2 separate regions of the Homo sapiens genome follow, and region 2 is linked to region 1. The links are chromatin contacts, found by Hi-C or POLR2A ChIA-PET in ENCODE. All regions are on one chromosome and are shown on one strand. Each heading gives the region's core, a stretch centred on a gene start or an enhancer-like site at or near the end of the contact. The rest is flanking DNA. Distances are from core to core; before and after follow the strand shown.

Region 1 (4,787 bases), core at 1,215-3,714:
ATCAGACATGGCCAGGCATGGTGGGTCACCCCTGTAATCCCAGCACTTTGGGAGGCCTAGGCGGACGGATCACTTGAGGTCAAGAGTTCAAAACCAGCCTGGCCAACATGGTGAAACCCTGTCTCTACTAAAAATACCAAAAAATTAGCCAGGCGTGGTGGCAGGCGCTTGTAATCCCAGCTACTTGGGAGGCTGAGGCAGAATTGCTTGAACCTGGGAGGCGGAGGTTGCGGTAAGCCGAGATCGCGCCACTGGGCGACAGAGCGAGACTCCGCCTCAAAAAATAAAAATCAGATTTTAGTCCTCAACATCTGAAATATGCCTCTCCCTGCTGGAATGCAAGTGCTGCAGGAGCTGTGTCACCAGGTACCAGTGTCTGGCACGGGGGACACGGGATATTTTTGTTGAATGAATGGCTGTCTTTCTTTTTCTCTAAAGTCCAGCCAGATTCAACTTTCAGCCCAGCTGCCTTCTAGTTGGGGAAAGTTCCCTGCCACTTTCATTCAGCTTCAGTTTCTTCATCTTTAGAATGGGAAAATAGCTGTACCATATAAAGCAAGTGCTCAGCCGGGCCTGGAACAAGGTCATGATGCCAGGTGCTATTTTTCAAATGATTTCCAAGGGTCCTCTCAGTTCTGACCTTCAGTGATCTCTCTGCCTCCAGCTTAGAGGAAGACTGGGGAGAACATTCCATTCCTAGCAGACCCTTTCTCTTGGCCTCACAATGGATTTGAAGCTCTGTGCAAACTGTTTATATTTCTTCGGCAGAGTTTATTACCCAGGCAGGCCTTCTGCAATTAATTACAAGCAAAGCAAATAACTTGTCCTTAGGAGGCTGGGCTTGGCATAAACATTTACATATAGCCAGGGGCCAGCCCAGGGGCTGGGCTCTTTCCTGCAGCCTTTGGAACAGAGAGATTAGAGGATCAGGGTGGTGTGGGGTGTTATGGGGTGGGGTGGGGAGAAACAGCTTTCCTTCAACAGCTTTTCCTGGACTCCTCCTTAGCCCTTGAGATGCTGTGCTTATGCTTTCTTTCAATCTTCCTAATTACCCAAGTAGAGTCCCTGTTTGTAGTTGAGGAATTGAAGGCTCAGCTAAGTTCAGCAATTTGTCTGAACACACAGCTTGCAGGAGCAGCAGGATCTGAAGGTTCACGTGGCAGCTGTGTAGGTAAATAGACTAGAAGAGAGAGGCTAGAAGTTGGGAAATGAGTGACAGATTGTTCGTTCGTTCATTTATTCATTCAGTGCAAATTTGTCAGGCCTCTGTCATGTGTGAAAGGGAGTCTGAGAGGCAGTAGTGACTTTTTTTTTTTTTAGAGACAGGGTCTCAGTCTTGTCATTCAGGCTAGAGTGCAGTGGTGCAATCACATCTCACTGCAGCCTCGAACTCCTGGGGTCAAGTGATCCTCCTGCATCAGCTTTTCAAGTAGCTGAGACTTGTAGCACAGGTATGTGCTACCATGCCTGGGTAGATTTTAAAATTTTTTGTAGAGATGGAGTCTTACTATGTTGCCCAGGCTGGTCTCAAACTCTTGGGCTCAAGCAATCCTCCCACCTTGATCTCCCAAAGCACTGGGATTACAGGCATGCACCACAGTGCCCAGCCAGTAGTGATTATTGTGACTGTTCGTCCCCACATGGAATGTCAGAAACCCTCTGAGGATGGTCCCATTAACAGGCTAATGTGTGGCAGAAGGTGGTTTCGTGAAAGGCCAGGAAGGCAGTGGTCCGCGTAGTGGTCATAGTCACACCATCTTACACAAAGAGACAGCTTGAGTGGATGTAGTCTTTAACAGGAGGGGCTCTGCAAGGACAACCCACTCCTCCCACCCTAGAATCTGGAATTCTAGATCCCTGAACCCTGCTTTTAGGCAGAGATGGCTCAGAGAAGGTTTGGCTCAAGGTTACACAGCAGCAAGGTTCAGTGGCTCACACCTGTAATTCCAGCACTTTGGGAGGCCAAGGCAGGAGGATCACTTGAGCCCAGGAGTTCCAGGCCAGCCTGAGCAACATGGTGAGACCCTCCATCTCTATAAAAAATACAAAAAATTAGCTAGACATGGTGGTGCGTGCCTATAGTTCCAGCTACTCAGGCGGCTGAGGTGGGAGGATCAGTTGAACACAGGATGTTGAGGCTGCAGTGAGCCCTGTGAGCCGTAATTGTTACTGCATGTCAGCCTGGGTGACAGAGCAAGAACTTGTCTCAAAAAAAAAAAAAAAAAAAAAAAGTTACACAGCAGGAAGGAATGGTCCCAGCGAAGTGCTGTTTCTAGTGTGTTTACATTTGAGAGGTGCAGTGACCAATTTGCATGGGAAACCCTTACTGGCTGCCCCACTCTCTTCAGGGCTCTGAGTTCAGTGTTTTCTGACGGCCCTCTCAGCCCAGCCGTTCCCGTTCCACTCAATGGTTTTGCTGTGCAGATCTCTGGAGCCATCTGCTGGGGGCCATCTTCCTCTGTGCATTGAGGAATACTGGGATCCAGGGAGGGCAGGAGCAGGGCACTCCTGTCTATACGCATCTTGGATGTGGTATGCCTGGCCCCTGGCCCTGGATCCTGGGACTCCTTGGCTGGACAGGAGCCCATCCCAGAGGGTGAGACTGCAGCCTCCAGGCCTCTGCAGCTTCAGACTATAGTAGAGTCTGGGACTTGGCCTGAGCTGTCCACACCAGGTGGCCAGCAGTTGGCACAGAGCCCAGAATGTGGTAACAGATGCCCAGGGAAGGCATGACACTTGGGATGGGTGAATGGCTGGTGGGAGACAAGGATGTAAGAAGGGCACTTTCATTTGGGCGGCAGGGGCTTCAGTTCAAGTCACCATCTGTATCACAAATGAACCTCAATGTTGTCTTCTGGGGAATGGGGATGAACAACTGTCCTCATTCACAGGGTTTTAGGGAGGAGGAACAGGCAGCAACTGACTATTCACAATAGCCAAAAAGTGGGAACAGACAGCCTAAATGCCCATCTGCAGATGAATGGATAAACAAATGGTGGTATATCCATGCTGTACAACATTATTCACCCATGAGAAGGAATGAAATACTGATCCATGCTATAAAGTGGACGAACCTTGCAAACCTTACGTGAAATGAAAAAAGCCAGACACAAGAGGTCACCTATAGTATGAGTCAACTTGTATGAAATATCCAGAATAGAGAAATCCATAGAGACAGAAAGCAGACACTGGTAGTTGCCAGGGGTTGGAGAGAGGAAAGAATGGGGAGAGACTACATAGTGAGTAAGGGGTTTTACTTTGGAGTGATGGAAATGCGTTGGATCTAGATAGAAGTGGCGGTTTTGCACAACGTTGTGAATGGACTAAATGCCACTGAATTGTTCACTTTATGTATTTATTTTATTTTTATTTATTTATTTGTAGAGACAGGGTCTTGCTGCATTGCCCAGGCTGCTGTCAAACTCCTGAGCTCACCCAGGCGCAATGGCTCATGCTTGTAATCCCAGCACTGGGAGGCCAAGGTGGGCAGATCACCTGAGGTCAGGAGTTCGAGACCAGCCTGGCCAACATGGCGAAACCCCGTCTCTACTAAAATTACAACAATTAGTATGGTGTGGTGGTGAACGCCTGTAATCCCAGCTACTTAGGAGGCTGAGGCAGGAGAATCGCTTGAACCCAGGAGGCAGAGGTTGCAGTAAGCCGAGATCACGCCACTGCACTCTAGCCTGGGCGACAAGAGCAAGACTCAAAAAAAAAAAACAAAAACAAAAAACAAAACAAAACAAAAAAATAAACAAACTCCTGAGCTCAAGTGATCCTCCTGTCTTGGCCTCCTAAAATGCTGGGATTACAGGCATGAACCACTGCACCCACCTCAATAAATTATTTTTTCTGCTGGTTGATGTGGTTCGCACCTGTAATCCCAGCACTTTGGAAGGCTGAGACAGGAGGATTGCTTGAGTCCAGGAGTTAGAGATCATCCTCGGCAACCTAGTGAGACTCTGTTTCAAAAAAATACATTTTATACAATTATTCTTTTTTTTTTTTTTTTTTTTTTGAGATGGAGTTTCGCTCTGTCACCCAGGCTGGAGTGCAGTGGCGCCATCTCGGCTCACTGCAAGCTCCGCCTTTTGGGTTCACGCCATTCTCCTGCCTCAGCCTCCCGAGTAGCTGGGACTACAGGCACCCGCCACTGCGCCCAGCTAATTTTTTGTATTTTTAGTAGAGACAGGGTTTCACCGTGGTCTTGATCTCCTGACCTCGTGACCCGCCCGCCTCGGCCTCCCAAAGTGTTGGGATTACAGGCGTGAGCCACCACGCCCAGCACAAAATTATTCTTAAAAATAACAAGAGTCTGGGCATGGTGGCTCATGCCTGTAATCCCAGCATTTTGTGAGGCCAAGATGGGCAGATCACTTGAGCTCAGGCCTTTGAGATGAGCCTGGGCAACATGGCAAAACTCTATCTCTACTAAAAATACAAAAATTAGGCATGGGTGTGGTGGGGCATGCCTGTAGTCCCAGCTACTCGAGAGGCTGAGGTAGGAGGTTGAAGCTGTAGTGAGCCATGATTGCAGCCCTGCACTCTAGCCTGGGCTGGAGTGACACCCTGTCTCAAAAAAAAAAAAAAAAAAAGACAGTAATTTTAAAAAGGCAGTGTGTAGTAAGAGGGGATGGGGTTGCGATGAGACATGGGCGTTAGGGTGAGACTGCTGGAGACGGTGTGTGGGAGAGAGGCTGTGGCAGGTAAGGGTGCTGAGTGGGAGGCAGAGTGGTTAAGACCAAGGTTGACTGCCAGACTTCCCACACTGCCCAAGCTGTGTGGCC
Region 2 (4,746 bases), core at 1,152-3,651, 100 kb before region 1:
CAGTTATGACACATATGCCAACAGCACCGCCACCCCTGTGGGCCCCCGAGGGGGTGGCAGCCACACCAAGACCCTCATAGAGCGGAGTGGGCGTTAGCTGAAGACATGTCTGTCCCACCTGTACCTGACACAGAAGCTGGGGAGCCTAGGAGAGCTGGTGGAAGTGTGTCTGAACTCGGAGTGCTCTGGGAGCGGGCTCCACAGCCTCCTTGTGGGCTCCAGCCCCTTGTCAGCCGCAGCCTCTCTTGAGGGGGACTCCCTGTCTCCTGAGGCCCAGCTGGGCCAGGACTCCATCCTTTCAGATGCCCCTGCAGGCCTGGGGCTCCTTCTGGGAAGTATGGGGCCTAGGGCTTGGTCCCCCTCTTCTGAGGCCCTCTCCTGTATCCCGACCTGGAAGCTTTGATGGGTCATGGGCCATGCCATACCCCCTGTGGCAATGGAGTGTGTGGATGCTCACCTGTGCCATCTGTCCTCCTGTCTGTGCCAGGAGGCACCTGAGTTCTCTGCTGTTATCCTGCCCCAAGGGCCTGGGCCGAGCCTCTACCTGAAGCAACTCTGCTCTTCCTGTCAGTCTCAAAGCACAAGGAGGTTCAGCCCAGGAGGAAGCCAGCTGCAATGTGGAGACACGTCCTCCTCCCCAACCCACCTCATGCCACCGCCAACCCCCTGCCCCAGGAGCGGGCCTGAGCCACGTCCTCTAGGAGCAGCTGGAGATGGCCAAAAGAGTGAGCTCAGGACTACTGGATCCCATGCCCAGGTGTCCAGCAGACCTCAAGGCAGAAGGGTCACCTAACCCAGGAGTCCACAGACTGATGTGACCTCAGGTTCCCACATCAGTGGCCACAGGGCAGGGCCCACCTGGTAGAAGTGTTCTGGATATGGCCAGGGTGGGTGTGTGGCTAAGTGGGCCTGAACAGAGGGAACCTAGGGCCCTTGGCCAATGTGATTAAAGCTGCCATCTTGATGTGTGTTGTCTCTGAATTGCCAGCAGGAGGGTGGGGACAAGTGCGCTGGGTCTAGGTTTCAGTTCTGACCCTATAATCTGAGGAGGAACCATTCTCAGGAATGAATGGGAAAGTGGCAGAATGGTGCCTCCCCTTCCCTGGGTCCGCCATGGTGCCAGTGGCTGGGAGCCGGTATCCTCATATGGTGGATGGGGAGACAGTCTTGGAGAGGTAAAGTGACCTCCAAAAGCCACACAGCTTAGAACAGGCCAAGCCAGAATCCCATCCAGACTCTGGCCCCAGCGCATATGTGTGCCTCCCATAAGCTAGGAATGACACGCAGAGGGGGAGGGCTCCTGGGTCCAATGTAGGGCTGGGAGTGGGACTGGCAGGTGCCCTCACAGCCACATGAAGGCATTCTGAACCTCCCGGCTATGTTGGGACAAGCCCTCAGCACAGGGAGGCCTCTTCCCCATGCCAGGAGTTTGGCTTTGACTTCTCCGAGCTTTGGACCTGCCTGAGGAGGGCCCATGCCCATGCCCAGGACTGGGGGCACCTGAGCTGAAAGCCAAAGTACAGCCCTGGGACCACAGGTGTCCTTTCCTTCCAGTCCTTGGGACCTCTGCTGTCTGTGGGCAGGAGTCAGTGGTGGTGTCAGAGCAGGCCTGTAACTCCCCTCTTTGTCCTGAGAGTCTGCCTGGTCATGGGTGTGACCTGAGGGAAAAGGGGGAAGCTGAGCCCCAGCTCCAGCCTGCATCAAATTAACTCCATGCTTCCTGGGAGCCAAGGGACGTGTCTCTTCCAAACAGGGATCTTCTGGATAGAATTCTTGGGGTCTAGGAGATTCTGGCACCTTATAGGTAAAAAAGAAAAGAGCCCTCTGCAAATGTTGGAAGCTCCACTGGGCCCCCACAGTAACCTCGAGGACCGGCCCTCCTGCCCCTGCTACTGAATGTCTGGCAAGTGCTCTGCTTCCTGGGGCAGAGGTCAGCTCCCGCCTCTCCCTGAGCTCAAGGGAATGAGACTCAGAGCCACTGTGCCCCCCGCCCCACATGCTTAGTCACATTGGCATCTACATGGTCACACAGCCACATGTCCACACGCAGCCCAATGCTACACAGTCACTTCATTCCATGTACTTCCACAATCACGCATAGTCACCCTGAAACCTACATGCCTACAACTGCATGATGACACCCCTCCCACACCCCAACTCCAGCACCACACACCTTCGAACCCATCGTCATTCCGGGACAAGGCCAGCACCAGGTCACCCCCAAACCCAGGCATACCAAATCCTGGAGTTCCACACACAGTCAATCCCACTCTTATGCCCCCCCTTTCTTTCCCTCCCTCCCAGGGCTAGTCCAAGAGTGGAACAAAAGCCCAGCATCCCCCTCCCTGCTCGCTTCTCCCTTCCCCTCCCTTCCCCTCCCTCCTGGCGTCCAGCCCCTTTGTCCTCCCGCAGCTGAGCCCGAGCGAACAGCAAACGGGAGTCTGGGCAGAGCAGCATGAACACTGGAGCTTGGGCTGCCAGGGGTGCGGGCGGCAGGCACAAACGGGAGTGATACCTGTGAGAGCAGCAGCTGCGGAGCACTTGGGAGAGGGTATGGCCAGGTAAGTGCCAGGTGCATGGGGCAAGGCTTAGGCTGCAGGGCTGACCCGGCTGCGTGGTGTCCGCAAGTCTGAGATGGGGAGGATGCGGAGGAGGTGCTTGGGTAATGGCTTCAAGTGGATGTGGGTGTGTAAAAGAGTGATGGTGGCATGTTCGAGTCAGCTTCTATAGGCTGGGCCCTTCAATCTGCATCATGACCCCTGGCTTGAAGTGCCTAGACTCAGCCGAGAAGGGAGGATACCCATTGAGCCCTACCTGGGAATTTTTACCTTCTGTGTTCCAACTGGGTGTCGTTTGACCCCCAGACTGGGGATCCCCAGAGTGAATGCTGGATCTGATGTCACTGTGTGTCCAGAGTGCCCAGCGCAGTAGACAGTAAAATGAAAAAGTACTGACACACTTCCTAGGAGGGGACTCTTTCTCCCCCAGGGAGCTGCTTGTGCTGTGGGGCACCTTTGCAAGAAGTCCATCCTTATGCTGATGAGACCTGCCCTCTTGAGTCTCAACTCAGAGCATGGTTGTGCTTTCTGAGCCAGTGGAGGACAGACTGGTTGCAGCGTGCTGTGATGACCGGTCTCACTTCCTTCCACCGGTCCTGGCTGCTCCTTGGGACACACCCCCACCCTGGCAAGTGTGGCATGCAAACCCTGGAGCCAGGTGGATTCAGGATCCAGTCGCTCTACTTGGGCAAAAGTAGTTAACTTTCTTGCCCACCAGGGAGCTCATCTCTCATGATGCTGACCAGGGGATCCGCTGCCCTGGATGACCAGGGCATGAAAGCCAGGCTGACACTAGGCGGGATCTGACCTCCAGAGGCAGCAGAGCAGCTGGGAGCAGGAGGATGGAAGGAGAGGCAGGGCGCAGAGGGTGGACCTGAGCCCCCTAGAGTAAGCTGATGGAAAGGAGGGAGCTCCCTGTCCCTGGAGGTGTGCAAGCAGAGGTTTTGTGTTCATAATGGCCAAATCATAACCAGCATGGCCCAGCCCCTCAGTCTGCAGAGCGCCTTCACAAACACCCCTCTGCTGAGCCTCGCCGCAAACTTCTGAAGGGCGGGTGTCCTGTGTGTGCTTGTTTCCCTTATGACAAACTAAAGGGGCAGGTGTGGGCTAAAGAAACTTCTCAGCTTGTGAGGATGAAATTAAATTATGTCTATAAAAGCAACTGGCACACACAGTGTCCTCCCTTCCTCTTGAGTAAAAGCAATATAGGGAAACACCCATGTAGCTCGTACTGTGTACTAGCACTTTTCATACAGCCCATGTAATAGTCATGAAGCCACAGCCCTGTGAGGTAGGGATGATGATCCCATTTCAGATGAGATAACTGAGGCCAGGGCGGGCAGGTGAGAGGAGTGACTTGCCCCGGCCACACCGTAAGCCTGTGGCAGGCACTGGGTTAGAATCCCCATTTGTCCCTAGAGTTCTTTCCACTTTCTGACGGTGCTACCTGGAGAACACCAAGAGAACTCACTAGAGAGAGGGCCAGCTTCCCTCAGCCTGGGCTCTAACCTTTCAGAATTCGCCCATCCTTCTCAGCTGGAAGGTTCCCCTCAGGGACGCCCTCCCTGACTCCCCTCCACCTGGGTCCAGCGGCCCTTCTATGAACTCCCCTAACACCCGGTGCCTCCCCATGGCACCCCCGCCAGGCTGGGAGCTCCGGGCACACCGTAACTATGGTTGTCTTGCTCACTGCCTGGCACAGAAAGGGCTCCCAATAAATACTTGTCGAATTCGTTTGCGCGAAAGCTGTGTGTATGATGCTGTCTGTCAGGGGAGTGCTCAGGGTGTGGTCAGTGTCCAGCACCTACCGGAGATCGGCAGGAGACAGGCTGGATTGAGCAGAGGGCGGTGGAGTTATTGTACCCTCTCTCCCCTGCACATGCACACACTGGGTCTCTGTGGGGCAGCCTGAGTCCCTTGACCCAGGGCTTCAGCTCCTGTCACGGGACCCTCCTTACACAGATATATTTCCAGGTTCCAGTAACTTCCCTGCTCTCCCGCTACAGACCCCGGGGCGGCCAAGGCGCCCTGCTGTTAGTATCCTGGGACACAGCCCTACTCCTACTGGAGTCCCTAACGCCTACTCCGCTGTTGAAAATAGTTCCTTTATTAGACCCTCCTCCGATTACCCTGTTTGAGAGCGTGCCATCTGTTACCTGCAGATATCGATAGGAAAACGCTTAGCAAG

The links. Hi-C counts contacts between places; a loop is a spot of excess contacts on that map. ChIA-PET counts read pairs that join two places held with the same protein, here RNA polymerase II (POLR2A). Pooled maps may share reads with other maps.
Region 2: a loop to region 1 is called in a pooled map, with 4 times the contacts of the local background. The contact joins the promoter of KLHL35 here to the enhancer-like site in region 1. A Hi-C loop is called at or near these places in 2 of 168 maps with a recorded cell type or tissue (PC-9 and endothelial cell of hepatic sinusoid), 1 of 37 single-sample maps with no recorded cell type and 9 of 50 pooled maps. POLR2A ChIA-PET finds 5 or more read pairs at or near these places in 2 of 52 experiments (naive thymus-derived CD4-positive, alpha-beta T cell and naive thymus-derived CD8-positive, alpha-beta T cell).

The regions. Positions count from the first base shown.
Region 1 is chr11:75,326,533-75,331,319 of GRCh38, reverse strand. The region is part of intron 1 of ARRB1 (arrestin beta 1); the gene reads left to right. Among named protein-coding and RNA genes, the nearest start is that of MIR326, 6.3 kb to the left of the region's middle. RefSeq lists enhancers at 1-369, 1,943-2,032, 4,229-4,761, 4,762-4,787. Within about 2 kb of position 2,464, at least 22 of the 41 ENCODE cell types and tissues checked have a DNase peak (open chromatin) inside an H3K27ac peak, as active enhancers do.
Region 2 is chr11:75,430,858-75,435,603 of GRCh38, reverse strand. It overlaps KLHL35 (kelch like family member 35), which reads left to right and starts at 2,401. Exons shown (of 7, transcript NM_001039548.3): 1 at 2,401-2,561. It overlaps GDPD5 (glycerophosphodiester phosphodiesterase domain containing 5), which reads left to right. Exons shown (of 17, transcript NM_030792.8): 17 at 1-964. The coding sequence ends at 97. RefSeq lists an enhancer at 2,877-3,763.